3 separate regions of the Mus musculus genome follow, and all the other regions are linked to region 3. The links are chromatin loops, found by intact Hi-C in ENCODE. Cell type or tissue: heart. All regions are shown on one strand.

Region 1 (8,000 bases), 180 kb before region 3:
CAGATCATGCAAATGGAATAAGCTAGAAGTGTGTTGGGGGGGGGGGGACTCCATTCTTAACCTCAGATGTAATTTGCTGTGCGAGTTCTGGCAATTTTAAATGACATTGCACTTTTTAATTTTTCCAAAGGCTCAGCAGCAAATTTATCCCAATCAAGAAAGCCTATTATTAATTTACAAGGACAATTGTAGGAGTCCTTATAATTTCTTTGTGCAATTATTCACCATAAATTCTAATGGTAAAATACAAATAGTTTGCAAGAAATAACCACCATTACTTGTCTTGCGCTTGAGCCTTCTTCTTGAATCTTGAACATCCTTTCTAAGTGTTAGTGATACTGACTCCTTGTAAAGCATCCCAGGCTTTTGTGGGAAGCTGGACATTGGCTGTCTTAAAGAGGGCAGCACCAGAGCCGCCGCAGAGGCAGTCCTGGCCTCTACCAGTCCAGCTGAGCTGTGGACCTGGACTTTCCTATAAAAAGATTCTTTGTTCACCACTGAATAGCATTAGGCATGGGCTAGCTGAGGGGCCACCATGAAGCCTCAAAAGAGGAGGGCAAACACTAGCTAGAGAATACAGTGTGAGAGTCACAGACATAGCCTTGCATTTGTGAGCAAAATACATATTTTTACATATTATTTTGCGGTAGTTTGGTTAGTATGTGTTCCCTGAATATACTTTCTTATTGATACACTAAGATACATTGTGTCTTCACAGTGTGTTTTCTTTTCCTGGGGGATTTGGGGTGGCAGTGGGGGTGGGGGGGGAATAATCACCACAAATATACAGGTGTTTGAGATACTAATTTGCACAGGCAAAGATTCAAATGTGTCATTATTATAACTAGATCATTTGCCTTGTCTTAACTCTTCTAAATATAAAGTCACCTGATGGCCGGTTTAAAACAACATCCTCAGGATAGAAATACTCAAACGCTCATGACTCAGAATTGGACAGCCGTTATTCTTTAATCAGGAAAATTGTTTGCTTTAATTCGTGTGTTCCTCATAGCCGAAGCTTCGCTCTCTCCGTTTAGTAATGTCTGCTCTCTTTTCAGCATGACCACCAGAAGCACCATACAAAAGTCTTACAATGAACGTCTTAATCTCTCTGTGTGCTTTTAGAGCATTATTTTGAATTCCATCATGCTGCCTTTTTTTCTCCCCTCTTCTGATGTTTTATTACAACAGCAGAATTCCCAGGGAGCTTTGGGGGCAAGGTTCACATAATATAGCCCTGAAGTTTTGCTAGGTGGGAGCTATCCCCCAGGCCTGGCCATCTTTTGGCAATCTTACTATTTCAAGAAAGAAAAAAAAAAAGATTCTCGGGGTAGAGTCTTTCACAGCGTTAGCTGGATAGGGTTTATGTTTTACTTTTTTTTTTATTTACTAGAGAGTGAATATCTACAACCCTTTCATGATGCTTTCTTTCGCTGACCTCACCGTGACAAGGCATCTTGTTCTTTAACATTGAGGGAGGCAGAAAAATGCTTGAGTTTCTCAATGTGTGCCTTCTATACCAGTTTCAAAATGGCTTATTCTTCTGGTTTCCATGGTGACAATTAACACTGTTTCAAGGCATTGTTCCACTCTCCATTTGGGCAGAATTTTCGGTGTGATTTTTAACAAAAAGAGAGAGAGAGAGAGAGAGAGAGAGAGAGAGAGAGAGAGAGGAAGAAGAAAAAGGGGGAAGGTTTTAAGAGAAGGAGGAATGTCTGGCAAAAGTGTCAAAAAAGTTATCTCAATCAAGCCTGTATTTGCTACTAAAGTCATTTATTTTTATAAATCCATGTTTTATTTTTACTGGCTTTGATAGTTCAGTTTTAGTATTTGTGCGTTTAAAATGTAAATTATAAGTAAGAATTCCAATTTTAATTCTTAGTTGAAACAATGAATTACTATTAACTCTGTATTTCCTTTAACTTTTCTTTATACCCAAAGAAATAGCTTTTAGGACACTAGTAGCCTGAATCTTTAATTTAGATCATTCACAAATCTATTAAGAGGATTCATTAGACCAAATTGAATTGGCCAAGCAAATACACTTAATAATGTAAATATGCTCTTTGAATAGAGTATATTTTATTTTTGACCAGACAGCACGGCCCACAGCAGGAGCTGTGGAAAGTTAAATATGGGATGTTTATTTACCTTAGCACTCAAGAAAGCCAGCTGACTTTAACTTGGCTAATCTCATCTTTGGCTATTGAAAACTCGTCTGTATCATAGCCTTCCCACACCACGGAACATGACGGGGCAGCTTCTGCTCACTTACTGCTGTGGGTGAAATGAAGATGAAGATGGAATGATCTTCTCACCACGGGATGGAGAAGCCCCGTGGTAGGGGGATGGAGAGCAGATAAAGCTGGTGGCTGGTTCTATCCATCTAATGCTTCCGAAGAGATGCTAGAGACAGAAGAGCACACGTACAGTAGAGTCAACAAAAATGAAGCCCACCTAGCATTTACATACACAGCCGTCAGGCCCTAAACCTTATTGGATTCAACCTCATGATGTCTCAAAACTCAAATACTTTCACCTTAAATTACACGCCATGCTAGTACTCTCCACTCACATATCAACATAGCTAACAATTAATTAGGTTCTCTAGCTTTTATCGTTTGAAGGCATTGCCTATCAATCACCTCTTTCCTTGGGCTGTTGATGCAGTAAGCATATCCAGTGATAACGAGGGCATACATAATAACAAGGACTTTTCAGTCTAATAACCGTCTTAGTAGCTATTGCCATAACTATTCATACCACATTCCATAGGGAAAAAATTTCCCAATGTCTAAAATCAAATTAATTGCTTTTTATATTTTCATGATTCCAAGGCTCGAATTTTTAGGAAACGATCTAAACTGTCCACCTGTCTTACAAACTTGCAACGGAGGAGATGTTTAAAGTTGGGAAAGAGAAAAGACGAGTTTGCCACAAAAAAGTCCAATAACCAGTAAAAGCCACTCCGAGAAGGCACAACTGAAGGATTCTCTGTGTTGATTGATACATATGACATAGGGGAAAGATTTGAATAACAGTCCTCTGCCTGGCTGAAATACGCCCCCCCCCCAACATCATGTCAGTCTTACCTAATTAGTTATGTAAATCTTACATAGGAATCTGATTACATAAAGCAGATTGCCTCTCCTCCAGTCATCACACTGACAAATCACACACTATCTGAGTTTCTAGAATACTTGTTGAGTATTGAGTTGAAAAATCTTAAGTGGACAGTGTGTTTTCTATACTGGAGAACCATGGTCCTGGTAATTGTCTGTAGTTAGAAATGCAATCAGAATTTCCAGGTTTTCACAGTCCAAATTCTGAAAGTGCTCTAAAACAACCCTTGATTTTCTTCAGTATGCATATTCATGTAATTTTGGATACTTCGACACCCTGATCAACATGCATTAATAATATAAAATGCTTTAAATCACCTCATTTAAAACATTTTGTTCTGTGATCCACAAGTGCCTAACATTTGGGGAAGTTTACATAATACAAATGATGTGCATGTTTAGTGTAAATGGAAGATTAAAATATGAAACAGAAAGTATGCAAACACATGCACACAAGCGCTGAAGGTCTATTAACTGAAGCAGAGCCGCACACCTTTCTTTCTTTCAAGCTAATTCCAATTCTAGCTTTGTTTAGAATTTTATAAAAAGTGTTTTTGAGGGGACTTAAATCATCCAACTGTTTGGGGATATTATGAACCTATAGATCTGCAACGCTCTTCCCCCACAAGAGCTTTCCTTGTGAAATCTGATAGAGTTTACCTTAGGGCAGAAGGCAAAGTAGAAATGGTGCTGTAGAACTCAGAACTTGACTTCATTGTTTCAAAGAAATATATTTTGGCAATATGTTACATTTAATATTTTACCCACATCCTAAATTTTATACTCAGGGATATTTTGATGCACACCTCCCCATAAGCATGATAGTCATTTACAGTTGTTTATAAGATTCTCTTACTGTGAACTTTCCCAAATACAGGTATGTGAAGAATACCACCACAACATGGTTTTTACTGAGAGGCTATTACATTGTCTCCAAGAAATGTCTTTTAAGAGACTCACTTGCCATTTGTTAGAATATAGTGTGCATTAGTTGGGGCAGGAGGGTTCAGTAGTTGGCTGAGAAGTTCAGGGTAGTTTATAGTAATCAATAAGCAATTGTAGGTCTGTATCTATCCCAGGGAACTGGTGAGCATCCTTCCTCTTTATGGGTGTTCTTTCTCTTTAGCTTTCAAAGAGTTTTTAAGTAAAAGAAAAATAAAAACAAAATAGTGACTTAGGCTTTAATTAATAGGGAACTTAAAAGAAATAAGTCATATAATACTTATGGATAATGTTTTTCTTTCCAAGATAACTTTGCCAGTTTGTTTGTAAATAAAGTCCAAATACATTAGAAATTAATCAGCATTGTTTTAACTTTTATAACTCACAGTCCAATGTATAGGTTGACTTTGATAATTCACAGTCCAATGTATGGATTGTTTGTGGCACAAACATTTTCCTCTACCAACCACCTTCATTTGAAAAGTGCTTCTCCTTAAAGAAGAAAGGCTCACCTGCCAGGAAAGTGGTTGATACATGTGTGTCATGGGAGGAAAAAAAAAAGACAAAATACTTTGACCTCTTCTAAGATAGATCTGCTGGGAGTGAGGGTTCTATAGCCAAGTGGTGACCCAAGCTAACTTAAATGGTAAGTCCTTCCAGGTCAGGCACTTTCTTGTTTATTATATTTTAAATAATAAAAAAACAACATAAATTGTGTGTGAGAACTTAGTTTTAAGACAAAAAAATCACTGAATCCAGCCCAATACAAGAAGTATCTATGCCGACGTGTGTGGTAAGTGATGTGTTTGCAGCAGTGTTACTGGGTCACTCAAGGTAACCAGGCTTAGCCTCCCAGGAAATTGTATTGTAAACAAAACCTTCTAGTTCCATAAACAGTATGCATTCTGCCTATAGAACATCCCCGCACACTAACGAGTCATCCTTCTCTTGCCATTTCAGCGCTACAGCGTGGAAATGTCCATCAGGCACCTGAAAAAGACAGAGCTACTTAGCAAGGTTGAAGCTTTGAAGAAAGGTGGCCTTTCACTACCAAATGATATCCTGGAAAAAGTGGATTCAATTAATGAAAAATGGGAGCTGCTTGGGGTATTTGCATTTTTATTACTGTTTGTAGGTTCTGTGTACGTTTTTGTGTGTGGTGAAGTACTCTCTCTGTCTGATTTCTAATTTGAGGCACAAATCTCTCTCTCTTTCAATTCACTCCTTACATCTCAAGCAAGCTACTCATGTTATTATGGGGAAAACATTGCTTTTCCTCTTCTGATCTGTTCTTTTTTTAAAATTTATTCCGAGCTGTCTCTTCTCAGATTTTAATAATTTTGGTTCTTTAATACATAAAGAAGTAAGTAAAATATGCCATGTATTATGAGTATGCACCAAGTCAACTCTAATACAGTATATCTGATATACACGGCCTGTCACGCTTGGATGAATGTTAATAGGATTTGTTCTGAAGGTACATGTTAGAGACAGCCGCTGTTTAACTGTTCAGTGTGACCTTAAGATGGGAACTGCAGTTGCCACTGAAGCTTTCAGGTCACACTGAAGCCACCAAATCAAGTATGCAAATGTGACCTGAGTATCATTGCAAGACTGATCTGCTTGTGTGTGTGTGTGTGTGTGTGTGTGTGTGTGTGTGCACGCGCGCGCACGCCTCAATTTCCTCAGCATTTTTAACAAAAGAAAAAAAAAGTTTTGGTAGTTCATTTCTTGCGAAGATGGTCTCAGCCAAAGAAACAAAAAGACAACATATAGATATCCTGTTATCAGAAGCTCGGGGGTGGTGTGTGTGTGTGTGTGTGTGTGTGTGTGTGTGTGTGTGTGATGCAGGAGTCTGCACTGTCCTGTTGTTGGAAGACAGCAGAGAGAGAAGTTAGCCTGTACTTGTTCATCAGCTTCTCGCCTAAATTGCCTTCACTTCAAATCAAGGGTAAGCTAAATTTGCCAATTACCTAAGTGATTAATTATAATAGCTACTATGGGTGGTGTCAGTTACAGAGCATAATTTTTCAAGCCCTCTATTTTTCTGCCTCTTTAATTTTTTTTTTAAATAATACTCTAGAAATATTTTGAATTAGAAGCGCTCCAAGTACAGTGATGACTTGGAGACATGCCAGTGTTCCGTTTATGCCAGGCTTAATCTAAGTGATTAAAAACCTGCACATTTAAGCCCTTGTTTCTCATCTAAATTCTCTACACTGTTGTAGTTGTTCAAAGTAACTTCAAATGTTAAAAATTCTTATTTCTAGTTGTTATGGTCTTACCTTTTAACGATAATTAATGTAACCTGCTTTAAAACATGGTGGTTTAAATTAGGACCTACTAAATTCTACAGCGTTCATTGATCTCAGAAGAAATTACTGTATGATATTCTCAAAGGATGTTTACAAAACAGAAAAATGGCAGCTTTGTTGGCCTCACAGATAAACTGACAGCCTGTTGACACTGCATTTAAAGGTATCTTTCCTAATTTGATAAATAACAGTACTCGCTTAGAAAACTGTTTAAGCTCTGTCATGATTATCAATTCCTCACCCAAAAATTCTAAATTATTACACCGAAGACACAGTATTTAGTTAATCTGTATGAGTCAGATGCCTCTCAAACACTTGCCATTTTGACAACATATCAAATCCCATATAGTTTTTAGAGTCACTTTGAGAGAGTAGTTTGGGGAGAAGAGTTTAGTAAAGCTGGAGCCACGCTGACCCCAGGAGGCAGGCGGCTTTAATTGGCATGATTACATTTTAATTGGCATGGAAAAAAATTACAGACAAGGACTTTAACTTCTAACAATAGTAAAATAGAGGGATATGGTTTTTAATATTTCTTTCATCTAAGGTGAACAGTGTAGAATGGAAATACATTAGAATGAAATGTCAGTGGTGCGTACAGTCTAATCTGTGAAATTCTGTCCCCTGTGCTGCATATGACTCTGTCTCGATTGCATATTAAACAACCCTATCAAGGCAGCCATTGGCATCTGCTGCGCTGACACAAATTGTGAATTAAATGAAATTGATGTCCTCTGTCGTATATTTATGAAGACGGACCATTCTCTGAAGTATTCTGTTTATAAAGAATTTATGATTGCAAACTGTTCCAGAACAAAAAAAGTGGCAATAAATTCCTTTTTGTGACCCTAGCCTCCAAGGGCATTGATTTCACCTCCTGCTGCTCCTTTTGTTACAGCATAAAAACAATAGCTAAATCTGGATTCCACTGAGGGTCTTCAAATTATCAATATTTGCACCATGAAAATGCAAGGGTGTTGCCAAGACAGGCTATTTTTCTGTCATGATCTCCTAAAGATACTATTTACAGACCACTGTGGAGCAGATGAATGTTTGTTGACTTAATTTTATTTGTGTTTTAAAGCGTATTTTTTTCTAGGTTTAATTTATCATTATAGATTAAATCCTATTGATTCAGTAAAGAGAGTGCTTCTACCAAAGAGGGAGAAAAGAAAACACCTCTATCCCATAGTGCTCAGCCTACATAGGTTTATAATACAGCGAATTGAGTATTATTTTAACATATATATTAAATAATCCACATCCAAAAGGAAAAGCAGGAAGAACCTTGGAGCTGAAGATCTCTAAGTCAGGTGAAATGGACAGCTGAACCTAGTACATCTGTCATATCATTTGAGGAATTGTACTTTGCAGAACCAATGTGTGTGTGTGTGTGTGTGTGTGTGTGTGTGTGTGTGTGTGTGTGTGTGTGTTATTTATACTTATATATTTCTCTGTACTCTTGGTCTCTGATTAAATTCAGGCCTCTATCTCCTGAACACTTTATATAGAATTTCTTACTGTAAAATTTTTGCCAAGAGAATTCAAATTAATTTTTGTCCATGATTATGTTGAACTTGGACCAAACCTCCTTCCTGTTAAAGCAATGTCTAAGGAATGA
Region 2 (8,000 bases), 210 kb before region 3:
GTATATATGTGTGTGTTGAACTTGATTTTATCTATCTATCTATCTATCTATCTATCTATCTATCTAATGACATGCACTGTGCAAATTTGAGTATAAAAGTCAACAGTATATGCAGGTGAGAACATGGTTAGCAATTAGAGATGTTTGGCACATACATCAGCAAGTTTTGCTTTTGGAACTATGGTAACATGAGAGCTTACCCATTTTCATTTTCCTAATTATTTTTAATGTAAAAATGAATGGATTTTATTAGAACATTTTCAAATACACAAATCATTGTACTTTGCTCATATTAATAACCCCCCCATTGCCATCAGTTGTCATTCCTGTAAGACCTAGGAGAGTTATTTACGTAGTACACATCATAGAAAATTAGAATTGCAGGCTGGAGAAAGACTTAGTGGATAAAGTTGGTTGATGACCTAAGTCTGAGGCCCAGAGTCAACATCGTGGAAGAAGGGGGACCGACTCCTATAGGTTGTCCTCTGTGCTTCACTTGTGCATCATGGCACACATATGCCTATCTATAAATAAATACATCTAGGAAAAAAAGGGGGATTTGGCTTCACTTGAGATAAGTATTTTCAAAGATTGTGGTCAATAAGAAGGTAAGACAAAGAATGAAGAACATGGATGGGCGTAGTCTACTCTTTAATCCTGAGGTCAATCCTTTTTAGAAGCTGCTTCCAGGTAAACTTGACTATTACATCTCTCTTCCATCGTTCTAGAGGCTGACACATCGGTTTTATTTTAGGGTTTCTCCAATATTTTCATTTTAAATAACATTTACGCTTTTCATAATTTATAAAATGCCAATTATTATCATACGTGGTATTTTATATATTCCACCTAGCAATTAATTGTGAATTTTTTTTGAAGAATGAAAGTATTTAATTTTACTGAGGTGCCCTAAGGAAACCCTGAGGTCTCAATTATGTTCCTTGGCACCTTTAAAAGATAATAGCTTCAAAACACAACAGAGTTCTGTCTGTGACTCTGGTAGAAACACTGAGGTAGAACTAGACTGGCCATGCTTCTGTTCTCAATGGCCTACTGCCTTCTTCCCAAGTGCCTATTCCTTCTCATTATTAATACCAAAGATATTTATTTATAGATTAAATGTGTAGTGTACAGAAATTCACATTAAAGAAAAAATTAATCCCACAGCAAGGTAGAAATATTAATGTAAGAACATTTTTCATCTGAAGGGTGGGGTATCCTTTTTTATTTACTGGTATGGAAGACTACAGGACAAGCTTATGATTGAGTGATTTAATTTTGTCATTTTCCTAATTTGAATAGGTTGCATATAATCTTGATGCTATCAAAGAAGAAGAATATGTAAACACAAAATTGTGACCAAGGTAGAATAAATAATTACTATTAGTTGTGTTGTAGAGGTATCAATTTGGGCTTATGCAGTTATGAAAAGGCTAAACTATCCATCATTGAGAATTAGAATTTGGTTGGTAGTTGTGATGAACTTGTATTTTACTCTTATTTATGTCCACCTTGAGCTCCACTAGGGCTTACTATCTTCTCACTGTGTTCTTACTTCCTGTTCCTGAGCTGGGACACACTGAGACCTGAAAACTTGCAGGAAGAATGTTGCTGTCCATATGATTTGCTTCCTCCTCCTCCTCCTCCTCCTCCTCCTCCTCCTCCCTCTCCCCTCCCCCTTCCCCTCCCCCTCCTCCTTTTCTTCCTCCTTCTTTTCACTCTCATCTGCCTGATGGATGCCTAAGACCCGTTCCGTGAGATGTTGGTTGTCTTATGAACCACAGGGGAATAATCTTTATATTCATTGAACCTGGCAGAAATAAATCTCTACGACTGAGCTAATTGGAATATTTTCTATGACATGGAAGTGCAGCAGAAGATCTCCAGTTCAGCTAGCATTTCATAATCCATGTTTTGATAATACTTCCACAAGTTTCCATTCTTCCCAGTTTGTATTAGAAAAAGAATTAAAATACAAAACCACCACTGGGAGCCTTTTCTGTTTAAAAATAACAACAAGAGTAGGGCTGCTAGGGTCAGTGCCACAAATCCCAGGTATCACCCAACTAGAGCACTGAGTTTAGCCTTTAAAACACTTTAACAGAAGTAAATCATTCCTCGCCCACTGCCCACGCTGCCGCTCAGATCTGTGTCCTGCAAGGGTGGACGTTCCCAGGGTTGAGTAAGTTCGCTCAGCAACACTCTCCCACTTGAATCATCATGCAATCGCTGTTTCCTCCCAAATATTACAAAGTTAACTCTTAGGGGGTTTGTACAGCTATTCAGTTCTATGGAGGGTGAGGAGTTTAGTAGAACTTTATGGACTAAAAGCGACCTCAAAGGCATCTTTATTTCATTTCTTCCCTTCGAGGATTTTAAAAAATTCATTTCAGATAAGAGGAAATTTATCCTTAAGATCTTTCCAGAAGGAATTCTACAACCTCCCATTAAAATGTTTAACAACTTTCTCTATCCTGGAAGTCTTCTTATATCCAGTGTAAACGCCTTCTGTTGTTAGGTTTAATTGTCAAATCAACCAGAACCTATGCTCTATAATTAAATATCTTCACGCTCTTCTATGTAGTCACATTTTCCCAAGTTTTTGCAGTTTTCTTCTCACACTAGCAAAACCATATTTTTAGATCATTTATTTCAGTTTTGTCTACACTCCATCCAACTAAGACTACTCCCATGCTCTTTTCTAAGAGAAAACACGCCAACGCCAGCAGAGAGATTACTGGCATAGTCATATATGTGATGATCATAGCAAGCTCCATGGATTTTACAATCGGCATTTTCAGCTCTTTCATTGGCAGCTAACAAAGGGCTTCATGAGCAGGATGGGACATGTCAAGGGATGGTTTTACATATAGTGAGCACCGGAAAATGAGAGCTCCTGTCTCTAGCTGCATATGTAGCAGAAGATGGCCTAGTCGGCCATCACTGGGTAGAGAGGCCCCTTGGTCTTGCAAACTTTATGTGCCTCAGTACAGGGGAACACCAGGGCCAAGCTGTGGGAGTGGGTGGGTAGGGGAGTGGTGGGGAGGGTATGGGGGACTTTTGGGATAGCATGTGAAATGTAAATGAAGAAAATACCTAATTAAAAAATGTAAAAAAAAAATTTTAAATTGATATTTCATAAAAAAAGTGCTGCATATGACCTATCAATGTTTGAAGAAAGGGCTGATGAAGCATTGTCTGCAAAAGAAAACCCCATAAAGCTCTTGTTTTCTACAGAGAGCTGGTGTATATTGGGCATTATATGGTTGGTTTAGAGCAGTGGTTCTCAACCTCCCTGTGCTGGTTTGAGTAAAACTGGACTCCGTAGCACTATAGAAAGTGGCACTATTAGGAGCTGTGATCTTGTTGGAGTGCCCGTGGCCTTCTGGGAGGAAGTGAGTATCAGTCTTTTCCTGCTACATGCCAATCCAGATGCAGAACTCTCAGCTCCTTCAGCCCCACATCTGCCTGTGTGTTGCCATGCTTCCTGCCATCACAATAATGGACTAAACCTCTGAACTTGTCAGCTCCCATTAAATGGTCTTGTAAACTTTATGCCCCAGTACAGGGGAACGCCAGGGCCAAGAAGTAGGAGAGGGTGAGTAGGGGAGCAGGGCAAGGGGAAAAGTATAGGGGACTTTCTTTGGGATAGCATTTGAAATGTAAGTGAAGAAAATATCTAATAAAAAATTGAAAACTAAGAAATACAAAAAAAAGTTTTCCTTTATGAGAAAAAAAAGAAAATGAATTTAAAAACAAAATGAATGCAACATAAAAATGGGCCCTCAAGCAATCCTCTTTCCATGTGGGGACAGAGACATGTCTTCTTGCTGCTGATATATAATCTATTATTTATGAAGGGGTGAGGCATCATGGCTTGGCCCCAGTTCCCACCTAGAACATACACAGTATGTCAGTTTCTTTGGTTTATTGTCATATATATGGCTATTTTTAATACATTATTTCTGCCTCTTTCTCAAGCTTGGTTACGCCTAGTATTCTAAAAACTATTGATGTAAAGTTTTAAGTATAAAAGAAGCTATGAAAGAAGAAATGGCAAGAGGCAGTATTTTAAGGGAACATGAGGTGGAAAGACAGGAGTACTTTCGCCCACTAAGAAAAAAAAAACGCAGTCTGCAACAGAAACGGAAAAGGGGTCAAAGCAAGTGTATTCCATTCTGTCTCCGAGGCAAAGGTGAGGCTGTGCAAAGCATTTCCAAGTTAGAAAGAGCTTCTTATATTTTAAACCATTGGAAGCACCAGATTGTAGGCTTAGGCCCTAGGGATGATGATCCTCACCTTGAATGGTTCTTGTTAAAGTTCAATCAAACACTGTATCGTCTGCAACAGAAATCTGCCAGTAGATTTGACCTCTCATTTTTAAATAAAGCTTTATTGGGACCCAGCCTTATGCATCGTTTGTGTAGCTGTGGCTCTTTATACAGTAAAGGAGCAGAGCTCAGTACATTGAGCATTGATCACACAGCTGACATCCCTAAACCATTTATAATTTAACACCATGGGAACCATGTGTTAATCCCTATTGTAAACAATAATAATTACAACTGCGCTTTATGAATATACTGTGTTCCTCAGGTTTGAATGATTTCTCAGTTCAATTTTCTGTTTGTTATACTGAACGTCACCTCTTTACCTTCAGTCAGTGTTTAAGGTTCTAATCATCTTTTTACAAAGAACCCAAATTTTTCTTGCTTTTCCGTGCACCGCTAAACAGTTAGTTGGCTCATTTCGCCACCAGGTGGCCTCCTATGCTCTGTTGTGCTTGGAGGACCTAAAGAAAGTGAGAAAATGGCTCTTTCAGCTCTTTGAACTTTAGTCATTCATTGTCTCTAGTACTTCACAGACAGCTTGGCTGCTCTGTGACTCCTTGCATTCCATGTTTGGCCCAAGAACATAAGTAAAATCATACCAACTGCCTTAGGAAACTAATTCTACTTCAGAGACGAAAATAGTTGAGACAGTAAATAATAAAAATAATAAAAAGATTGCAGTGTGTGTGAGTGCGTGTGTGTGTGTGTGTGTGTGTGTGTGTGTGTGTGTGTGTGTGAGAGAGAGAGAGAGAGAGAGAGAGAGAGAGAGAGAGAGAGAGATGCCCCCACAGTGGAGTCCTAATGCAGATGACCTGTTTTGTTTGTTTTGGTTTTAATCACCTTACCTTGCCTCAGCCCCACTCATATTGCACACAGGAGTAGTTGATAGAAGCTTCCTCAAGAGAAGAGAAGACTCGCTCAGACTCAGATCTCCATGTGTAACTCTCTTTTGAAGAGAATCTATATGCCTCATCTTAGGGCTCTAGTCTAGTTTTTAATCTTATAGAGACAGACTCTTGTGAGTCTTTGGTTTACATCACTAAAGACACTATTAAAGAAATCACACGATCAAGTCCCGAAAAAGTAAGCCAGAGATCATTATGCATTGACCAATTTTTATTATTGTTATTTCATTTGTTTGTATGTGTGTGTTGTGTGTATGTATGTAGGTAGGTATGTATGTGTATGTTTGTTTGTATATGTGTATGTAGGTATGTATGTAATGTGTGTGTGTGTGTAGGCACATGCATGCCATGCAGCTCATGTGTAGCTCAGAGGCCAGTGTGTATGAGAGGCCATCAGGATCAGCCATGGTGTTTCCTCTCCTGGCTCTCTCTTCTCGGGTCTCATTTTTCTCATTGTGAAATGAGGAGGGCTTGGACTAAGCTGCTCTAGTGTGGGTTCCAGCTTTGCCATTCTCTCTGGTGTAGAACTACAAACGAGTGTTTCAACGCTTGACTTGGGTCAGTTCTGTGACATCTTACTTCCCACCTTAATCTTCTTGCCTTTTCTGTTTAGCAATGCCTACTAACTGCTCCTCTGTGTCTCACAACATCTAAAGATATAGTTGTTACACCTTTGAAAAATGTCCCATCATTTGAGCAAATTGTTTTCCCTTCTGTTTGCATTGTATTATTGGTTTAGACCTGAGTTATTACATTGGCTCTCAGAACAGGACAGCTAAATGCACTTAGTTTTCTATGAATGTCCAAGTTTGCTTTTTGTTGCTGTCAATTAGTTTTCTATGAATGTCCAAGTTTGCTTTCTGTTGCTGTAACAAAAACCATGACCAAAAGCAACCTGGGGAGGAAAGCTTCAATTCCAGCTTACAGGTTGGTCTGTCACGGAAGGAAGTTAAGGCAGGAGCTAGAAGCAGAAGCCATAGACGAACTCAGCTTACTGGCTCCCTGAGTGGACTTTCTTTCACAGGCCAGGCCCACCTGCCTAGGGAAGGCACCATCCATAGTGGACCAGGTGACTTTACATGCATAGCATCGAAGAAAATGCCCTACAAACATGCCCATAGACCTGTCTGATGGAGCCAATTCCTTAATAAGTGTTCCCTTTTCCCAGGTGAGTCTAACTGACAACCAAAATTAGCCATCACTTTGAGGGAAAGACCTACAGGGCCCTAAGGACATTGGGTAAAGATCTAGCTCAGATGTGGGATCAAAAATGTTGATTTCACTCAACAGTGATTTGTTGAGGTTAGGTTAGGTAAAGGGAGAGAGTAATGGGGTATTATGGGAAAAGATGCAGAGCCACACTTAGGCAGAAGGAATACTTTTTAAATGTTCAGAATACTCTAATGTATAAAGGCAGAAGTAGATACGGCACACAGAGAGAACTGGGGTGTGACTGCTAGCTGTTATAGTGAGTTCTGAATTTATACAGTGAGGCCTGCACAACTCCATGTACGAAGTGAAAACTGCCATGCTGTGCACCTTCAGTGTTAAGTTCTATTAGATATTAATTATATCTCAATAAAGCTGAATAAAAGCAGACTATAACTGAATCAAAGCACTTCAGATGACCTAGTGACAGGCAATCATTCTACCCCCAGATTCCCAATTGCAGAGTCTTCTCTGGAGGACTGTGTGGCTGGACACAAATGGGCTGGGCTTAGAGGCTGATCACAAGTTGGGTTTTTTTTTTTTAATTTGCAAACTGCTTTAATTAATATCAAACCTGGTTAATAATTTAGGAATTTTCCATCACTTTCTGTTTGCCAAAAATACAAAGATACATCTTACCTTAGTTCATACTTTTTAACCCTATGTTTTGAAAGTTGTGTTAGGTCCTAATACAAATATTAAGAATTAACTGGAAGTAGGAAGCTGGCTCAGTCAGGGTCTGGGTTCGAGTATCCTGAACCAATGGGAAGCAAACTCAACATGAATCTGTAATCCCAGCACTCCTAGAGCCAGCTAGGAGCTGGAAAGAAGAGTGTCCCTGAAGCTGGGGACAAGCTATCTGGTATATTCAGTGACAAATAACAAAAGACTTTACCTCAGAAAAGATGGAAAGGACCAATACTTTAGGTTGTCCTTGAATTTCCATCACATACACTATGGCATACACCCACATTCACATATATAAGCGTGGACACACACACACATGTATGCACATGTGCACACCATGTATACATGGTATACACAGATAAAATAAAAAGAATATAAAGCATGCTATGTATTGTGATTTGCTATAGAGGACCCAATACTTTTAAAGGCCATCCCGAGCTAGTGAGTAAGTGAAGGTACTTGCCACCAAGCCTGCAACCAAAATGATGGAAGGAGAGAAGTGACTACTGCCAGTTGTCCTCTGACTCTCAAACGCAAGCCTTGGTGCACATGCGCTCACAAATAAGTAAATGCAATTTTTAAAAATGCAAAGGCCATCCTTCCCTTTAAGTAATTTATAATCTACTTTCTTGAGAAAAGTAAAAGCAAACAGCAGGATATACCAGCAGACAGCAAATCCATGTGCATTCAGAACATACGTGAGCTTTCTCATAGTCTATTTAAGAAATAGTAGTGGAACTGGCATTTGCTGGGGAGAAAAATGAAATAAGGGAACAGATGTAGATCCTCTGAGAAAAACAACAACAACAAACCCTTAGCTCTGAACATTCTCTTGACATGATTCTACAACTTCACCCAAACCAGGAAA
Region 3 (8,000 bases):
CCTCGTCAGGGCTTACTTTGCCTGCCCCTGTGCTATAGAAGGAGGGGGGGGGGGATACACAATCCGAATTGAAAAGCACTCTAGTGCACTGGCGAAGTGAAGTCATCCTTTGCCCTCTGCCAGGCCCCGAACGTTGAGCCTCAGCCCCGAGTAGCCAGAGAGTTCCAGTCAAGTCTGAGACGCTGCAGGAGATGCTTTTGCAAAGTTTGGGCTTCCTGCCCCCTTTCAGCAAAATGTTCTCAATGCCTCCGCGGGTGCGAATCCGCGCTGACGGACAGCCAGGGGAGCAATTGATCATCGGAGGCTGATTGATCATTTGTTTCCAAATAGGACAGAGACGATTTTCATGTGCAGAGATAGACTTGCGTTTCTACCTAATAGTGTGAGATCCTGTCACCTGTTACTACAGGGAATACAACGTGAAATCCGAATCTCTTAGGCGCTGTTAACTATCTTAAACGCATTATGATGCAAATGGATGGGATTCCGAGATCCAAGTTAGGAAGCAAATTTTACAAAAGTTAGGCTTGGTGGTGAAAGGGAAGTTTTAATATAGAAATTGTTTTTAGTTTTCTAAAGATAGTCTCTAGATTCAAAATAATTGTCATTAAAACACTGAGCAACCTTTGATTGAGGAAGGAAATAAAGAGAAATTTACCATCAACAGCTTTCTAACCCTAAAGTTTTCCCTTTAAGGATAACTTTCGATGTTCTAAGATTTTATTGAAAATGGGATTCACAAAATCGCTATGAGAAAAACTAACAATATAATCAAAAAGGTAAACTCTCTATTCATGAGGCTCAATTTTATGGTAGATGGAAGAAAAAAAAGCACATGAGAGTGTGAAATTAAATATTTGTGTTTCCCAGATTGTACACGATTAAACATCTGAGAGATTTGCCAATGGCATTTAACTTAAAATATACATAATGCATAATTCAAATTCCCATTTTACCTCATCTTTGAAACTTCATTGATTTGAGAGCCTTTGGTTTGAAACAATAGTATTTAAACTGCAAAGGTTACAGTAATCTGTCATTGCTATGTTTTGTGCCTTCTAACCAATGGCCCAGTGACCAGATTTTGCCTAACACAGTATTTTCCAAGTTCATGTAATTGCAAATATTCTGTAGAAGACTTCATTACATGCTCTGCTTATTGTCAAAAGTTTTAAAAAGAAGTCGTGGAAATAACTCTAAAGGGGCAAATCTTTGTCAGACACATATTTTTTATTAAATTATTTTAGTCATGTTTTACTCAAGCGATTACAAGAACCTTTAACAAAAAAGATCTGGGCATCTTTCAAAAGCAGAACACCAGTAAAGAATTCAGTTTCCCCATTTCATGGTTCAGGTATGGGTTTTTTTTTTTTTTTTTTTGTCTTTTATAAAACATTTAAATGACAATAGGATCTGGCGGTCACTTTAACTAGGAAGTGTAGGCAATAGTGACAATAGTGTGGTCTCTGAGGAAGAGATTCAAGGGTCAGAAATGTCACATGGCCTTTGGACAATTCCAGGGACCTCCAGGAACTTGAGCTGACCCAAAAGATGTAAATTGGGCATAAGGAGCTGTCGTGAATCTCCCGCTTTTAGGGTTTTTCCCCCTCAGCATTGGCATTGTCCTTTAGAAGAAAAAGATGATTTGGGGGTTCAGGAGTATCCAGGGGAAGTCATCCCCCCACTTCACCCCCAAGCACCTGCCTCAACACTTCCCTTTAAAGGTTCCTGTTGGGTTTCAGGCCACTTGTTAAACCTCAACCCACTGGTCTTCTAAAGACAGGGGTGAAAAACAAAACAAAACAAAACAAAAACAAAAACCCACCAAACCCTCTAAACTTTCTCCTTTGGAGTGAATTATGGCTTCCTTTGATTTAAGTGTTCTCTCATACTGACAAGGTAAGATGATAGTAGTGAAATGCAGTTTTCTTCCCATGGTGTTACTCAGATCTCCTGACACCTGTTACTGTCTTTAATTTTAGTTAATTTGGGGGCAGAAGAGTTGGGCAAGAAGATTATTGGCAGGTGTTGGAGGTAAGGTCTAAGCCAGGAGTCTCCTTTCGTAGTTCACCAGCACTAGGAGTCACCAGGACTGGCTTCGGGGCTCTGAGGAGTAGATTTAATTTCCTCCCGGAGACCTGGACGTTTTGCTAAAAAGAATTGTGAAATAACGTTTAAGAATTTTAAAGTACTTTTGGGGATCTGATGAGGGGTGACAGGAGTGGGTTTTTAAGCAGTGGCCTGCCTGTTGAGAGAGCACAAACTTCTCTTATTTGTCACCTCAGGGCAGAACTGCCCTGGACTGTCTCCTGGAACCAGAACTTCCAACTGGTTAACTCCTCTCTTCTTTGCTAGCCCCCATTTGTCTTGTAGGCAACACTCATCATTGCTCCAATTCATTTCCCAACTCCTATCTCTCCTACCTGTAGCGCCTACTAACTACTCCAGAGAGTCTTCAATAGTGTGAAGATATTGCAGCTCTGTCACCACACTTAAGAATCCAGTAGCAGTTCAGAATCCCCTCCCTACTTAACTGGAAGGGTAGCACACAAGGAGACACTCATTGAGCACCCCCACCCCAACTTTAAAGCAGAAGGCAAAGCTTCACTCACGAATGATGTTTCCCACCAGACTCTTCCATTTGTTCAACGCGGAACAGTCTTGGGTGTCTGTCTTGCCTGCTTAATACAGAACTGGCCCTAGTCTGCAAAAGGAGCTGTCCCCATTCTGCAGAGTGGCATAGTGGATAAATGACTGCCCGGGGTTTCTCCAGGTAAAAAAAAATATCCATCTAGCTCTGCACTGAGTAGCCATTTCTCTAGGCTTCCATGGGAGGCGACTAGACTAGATTCCAGAGGCCAGCAATCCAGTCCCAGGAACCGGGACTTGGCTCTGCAAAGGCATTTGTATGTAACTGCGTCTCAGCGCCTGCGGATTGGCCTATGAACCCTGGGGTCTGCATATCTGTACGGGTGTGGAAAATGCAGATGTTCTGGCTCTGGCTCCTGGCTGAGGGCGCCAGAGTCACAAGGTGCAAGTCCTGCATCCGTGCTCAGAGGCTCAGGGCAGTTGGGCCTGCTGGCCTGGGTCAGCTCAAGACTCATCACCTCACGCTTTTATTTCCACTGTCCCTGAAGATAGTCCAGCCTACTCTCCTGGCATTATAAACCCCACTCTCTCTTTTCTGCAGGCTGGCATACTCTAGAGAAGGGAAGTGTTTGAAACTGCAACTGAGTGGCGTTGTTGCGCCAGCAGCCAAGCTTCCCAGTCCCCAAATGAGAGAGAGGGCGGGAGAGAGAGGGAGGGAAGGAGGGAAGGAGAGAAGGAGAGAGAGAGAGAGAGAGAGAGAGAGAGAGAGAGAGAGAGAGAGAGAGAGAGAGAGAGAGAGAGAGAGAGAAGAGAGCGAGCGCAGAGGCACACAGAGAGAGGGGGTGGGGGAGAAGCGAAGGAGGGGGAGGGGGAAGGGGGTGTGTATCAGCTTGCAGGAGAAGAGAGAGCTCTGGAGCAAAGCAACTGGAAAATGCCCAGAAATACTTTCCCAGTGGTCAAGCTGGGACCCCCCCGCGTGTCCTCCCTCTCTGGGTCCCTCCACTCTTAGGCCCCCGCCGCCCCCTGCAGGGAGGGTGTGCTCCCCCACCTGCCCGCCGGCCGAGCCCGGTGGCTGCGGCGAGGGGGCTTGCGGCCGCGCGCCGGCCCGAGCACCCGGAGGCCCCGGCCGGGCTGCCCGCGGGACCGCGCGGCCGCCTCCCCCGCCGCCCGCCCCTCCTCCGCCGCCGCCCGCGCCGGCCGCCTGTCTCCGCGCCGGGCATGTCTCGGGAGCCGGGGCGGCCCGGGCCGCGGGCGCTGTGCGGCGCATGGACCGAGGCGGCCGGCGAGCAGAGGGAGGACCAGGCGCGGGCAGCCGAGGAGGCGGCGAGCTGCGGCTGGGAGCACTCCGGGCGCGAGGGGACGTCCGGCCGCCGGCGACGCTCGGGCCCCACTACTTTCCCGTAGCCTCCCAGGCTCAGCAGCGCGGCCGCCGCCACCGTCGCCGCCACGGCCACGGCCACGGCCGCCGCCCGCCGGGGCCCCCGAGCGCCGCGCACGCCCGCACTCTCTCCCGCCAGCCCACGCACACGCACACCCCCGCCCTCCCCACGCCCCCCGCCCCGGGAGGGGGGAGCGAGGCAAAAAGTAAGAGAGGAAAAAAAAATTGCAGGAAGATGGCGCCCACCAAGCCCAGCTTTCAGCAGGATCCTTCCAGGCGAGAACGGTAACACTTTTCTGTTTATTGAACCTGCCGCCCGCGCCCAGCTCCCGCCGCCGCCGCCCCCCGGGGGGGCGGGCTCGCTTCCCTCCGCAGCCCGCTTCGGGGACCCGGCCCCGCGGTCCCGGGGGCGGGGGGCTGCGCTGCCCGGTCCCAGCGCATTGTCCGCCCGCGGCGGCTGCGGCAGCGAGCGGGCTCTGGCGGCGGCGGGCGGCGAGCAAGTCGCACCTCCTGAGCTCGGCGAATGGAGTGACTCGCTGATAGAAAAAAAAGGAGGAAAAAAAAAAAGCAAAAGAAAGAGAGAGAGAGAGGAAAAAAAAGATTGAAAAAAAAAAAAAAGACAAACAACCCCAAAAGAGCTGTGTGTGCCGGGAGCCGCGGGAGGGAGGGTGGGGGCCGGGAATCCCCCGGCCGCCGCAGGTCCCGCTGCAGCTGCTCTCTAGGAAGGGAATGAGCTGGGGAGGGTGAGGGGAGGGGGAGGAGGCCGGGGCGGGAGGCGAGCGCAGGGCTCCAGGGGCCGTCTCCGAGAGCTGCTAGGCCGGGCGGGCGCAGCCAGGCGCGCCGCCTCCCGCTGCCGCTGCCCTGAGCCCAGCAACTTGTGGGTCCCCGACTCTGCCCTCCACTCTCGCCCTCCCCTTCTCTCCACCCCCTCTCCAGGAGGAAAAAAAAAATTAAGAGAGAAAGAAAAAGAAAGAAGAAACCCCTTAAGTCTAAATGAGCAAACAAACAGCAAGATCCAAAATACGTCAGTGGTCTGAGCATCTCTACCCCGTTAGTTACTGTTTGGGGAATCTGTGTTTGAAAAAGTTCCTGGTGAGAATTGCATATCCAGGCGAGGGGCTCAGTGGAGCATATCTGTCTGAAGTTAGTTAAACTACTAGAGCCAAAGGGAAAGGGAGTTTGTGTTCAAAACATCCCTAACCAACCTACGTGAACAGCATTGTTAGGTTTCAGAGTGACTGAACCCCGCCCCCCAGCTCCGATGTGCTTCCCTCCCGCTGTCCACCCAGCCTACTTTGTTTAGAAGCCTATTTGCTATTAATTGACAGCGTTAATGACATTAATTGCGTATAGCATATCGGTTTGAGCAAAGTGAATATCTCTTTCTGTCTCCAAGAGGAAAGGCTCAGTAGGAAGTATGAAATGTTACCCATTGATTCAAGAAGAAAACAAATACAGAGTTGTGCACCCCCACCCAGCAAGCGGTTACTTTCCTCACAGGCTTAGGAGAATTTGAAAAGAAGCGGAGAGAAGAGAAGTGCTTAGATGCAAGACTCGGTTATCATATGGATAGTTTTATTTTGAATACAGCATAGCTTTAGTGTAGCAAACGAAGACGGAGGGACACTCAGAGAACTGTTCATTTAAAAACCTGCCATTTTGGTAGTTTTATTTTTTTTCCTGCTATACATTATTTTCATTTTAAAAAAAGACAGCAGACGGAGTAGGATTAAGCAAACAGCTTTAAAAAGTAGACACATAGTCGATTTATTCTAAAGTCTTAGCTAATTCTATGAAACTCCGTGTACTGGAGGAGTCATATGCCATCTAGTTTTAAAAGATGTTAAATGCTGTGCTCATCAATGATTACTTTGAAACTAGAAAATCACACATCTGAAGATAGCTGAAAATGAACATCTAGTTCTTAATATTTGTGTCTCATGAAGAATTAACATCTTAAACATTTTACCCTTTAGAGACAGAAATCTATTCTCAGATCATTGTGCAAAGCTTTGAATGGTGCCTTTTATGTAACGAGGTGATAAATACTTTGAAATCAATTTACAGTTGACCCCATCCCCCCATTTGCCTTGCCCATCCCCCTTCCCTCCTCCTCCTCTCCCTCCTTGCCTCCCTTTCTCCTTCCTTTCCTCCTAGTTACTTTCTTCCCTTTTCTGCTGGTAGTAAATGCATTTGCTAGGATTGCCCCAGTAATCTCTCTAGCTGAGGCCTATTTGTGTGCCATTTTGGGAATTTCTCTGAGATAGGAATCTTGAAGATAGAATTAATTTCTAGAGGAAACTTCATAGCCTGTGCATGAGTGCGTCCTTTATCACCTGTCTCCATTTGGCATTCGAGGAAGGTAAATCAAAGTGTGCGATTTGTTATTCTGCTCCACTTGAGAGCCGAACTAAATAACACTTGGTCTGAAATTCTGATTGAAGGTGTAGGGGGATATACTATGTTTAATTTAATGCCCTTTAATAGCATCTTCTTGTTCAGCTTGGATGCTGTCCCTTTAAAGGTTGGATCTAAGAAACTTTAACCTATAGGGCAAGGGAGGACTAATAAGTCCGTAGGAGACAGAAGGGACATTATAGAAGAGAGGAAGGAAGAAGTTATAAACTGTTTGAAACAGTAATAGCTACAAACTTGGTCCATTATCCAAACAGTTGTTTTATGCTCCGAGGATTCACTCTGTTACCAGGATTTTAAATGCTCTTAACACGTTTAAGTGTAAAAGTCACACGTATAAGTTGTTTTCATTTTGTAATGAGAAATGAGAAGTCAGATGGTTTAAAAGGAAGTTGCTTTTCATAGAGCCCTCTTTCAACTAAGTCAGTCTTTCCACCTTGGTTTGTTCTTTGCCCCTGGAACTGGGTGGTTATTACTATTTCTCTGCAGGAGCAGCTGAAGACAAATATGTTAATAAATGATGTGTCCCCTCCCCAACCTCCATAGACACGTTTTAAGTTTTTTGTTTCATTTAAAGAGTGGTTCCTGACTTACTGGCCACACAGCTATTTATGAGTGCTTTCCTGCTTTTCAGTTATGTCCATGACCAAAACTAAGGAAGAGGTGTCATTTGCATTTATCAGGCATACCTCCCAAATATAGTAGTATGCAAAGACTCTGTCTTTACATCCCGTGCATAGAGACTTGTCTTTAATGACAGTTAGCAGTCCTTGAAGGTCTCTGAATCATACATACAGAGAACATGGCTCTAGGGCTTGAAAGAGTAAGTTGAAAACCTTGTGTATGTACACTTGTTTGATTTTCTTTAAACTCTAACAGGCTGCAAATTATATAGCACTGCCACAGAGTTGTTCCGCTCTATGGACCTATAACCAGGAAAATTAGAGAGCAGCGTCAAGCATGTGTTCTGCCCATGCTGGTTTGCAAGGCATTAAAAGGTAGAGGTGGTGGCTGGCACTTTTCCTAAGGTATTCCTACAACGCTAGCTTAAACAGTGATAAATGATGATATGCGTTGTCTAACTCTTGCTTATATATATAAATAGCTCCACAAGATTGCTTAAATGATAATCGAAAATATGAAATAGGATGGCCTTCATATTACAAGGCCAAGGGTCTACAAATGGAAAAACTGAAATAATGAAATATTTCCAAGGCAACAGGCTGTCAACAAGAACTGTAATGCATGGGCATATCATAGATCCACCAGAGAGGATATTAGATGGCAGGGCTCCAGAGTCAGGAGTTACAGTGACCTGTGTTGCACAGGACCCTCCCACATCACAGAATGCTTTCTGACTCCTAATTTCTGACTTATGAATTGAGAGATATAGAAAGATACTGCAAAGGTCCAATGTGCCATTCATTAGATTTGATTTTTTTTTATGGTGCACTAACTGGAATCAATATCATTTAATGCTCTTTTAAAAAGAAAAACTTACATGAGTTCTTTTTCTCAATTTGTGATATTCTGTGAGTAGAGGTTTTGTGTATGTGTGTGTGTGTGTGTGTGTGTGTATGTGTGTGTGTGTATCATACTATAGTATGGAATATACATA

Evidence for each region. A loop is a pair of places that touch in the nucleus more often than their neighbours do. Peaks named below come from ENCODE experiments on the same cell type or tissue, not always from the same donor. Only the 100,000 strongest peaks of a DNase experiment are listed, where the experiment ranks them.
Region 1: it touches region 3 in a loop (2.3-fold over the local background); 5 of 42 quality-filtered maps call a loop at or near these places.
Region 2: it touches region 3 in a loop (3-fold over the local background); 8 of 42 quality-filtered maps call a loop at or near these places.

What each region holds. Positions count from the first base shown.
Region 1 is chr12:53,064,083-53,072,082 of GRCm38, forward strand. Akap6 (A kinase (PRKA) anchor protein 6) reads left to right here. Exons shown (of 14, transcript NM_198111.2): 10 at 5,025-5,171. Among named protein-coding and RNA genes, the nearest start is that of Npas3, 180 kb to the right of the region's middle. In heart, no CTCF peak of the experiment used is centred here; no DNase peak of the experiment used is centred here.
Region 2 is chr12:53,038,168-53,046,167 of GRCm38, forward strand. All of the region lies in intron 9 of Akap6 (A kinase (PRKA) anchor protein 6), which reads left to right. Among named protein-coding and RNA genes, the nearest start is that of Npas3, 210 kb to the right of the region's middle. In heart, a CTCF peak has its summit at 4,747; no DNase peak of the experiment used is centred here.
Region 3 is chr12:53,248,844-53,256,843 of GRCm38, forward strand. The region is part of intron 1 of Npas3 (neuronal PAS domain protein 3); the gene reads left to right. It overlaps Gm51419 (a long non-coding RNA gene), which reads left to right and starts at 4,296. Exons shown (of 2, transcript XR_003950183.1): 1 at 4,296-8,000. In heart, a CTCF peak has its summit at 4,478; a DNase peak (open chromatin) is centred at 2,998; H3K4me3 peaks cover 3,341 bases; H3K27ac peaks cover 2,662 bases; H3K27me3 peaks cover 3,237 bases.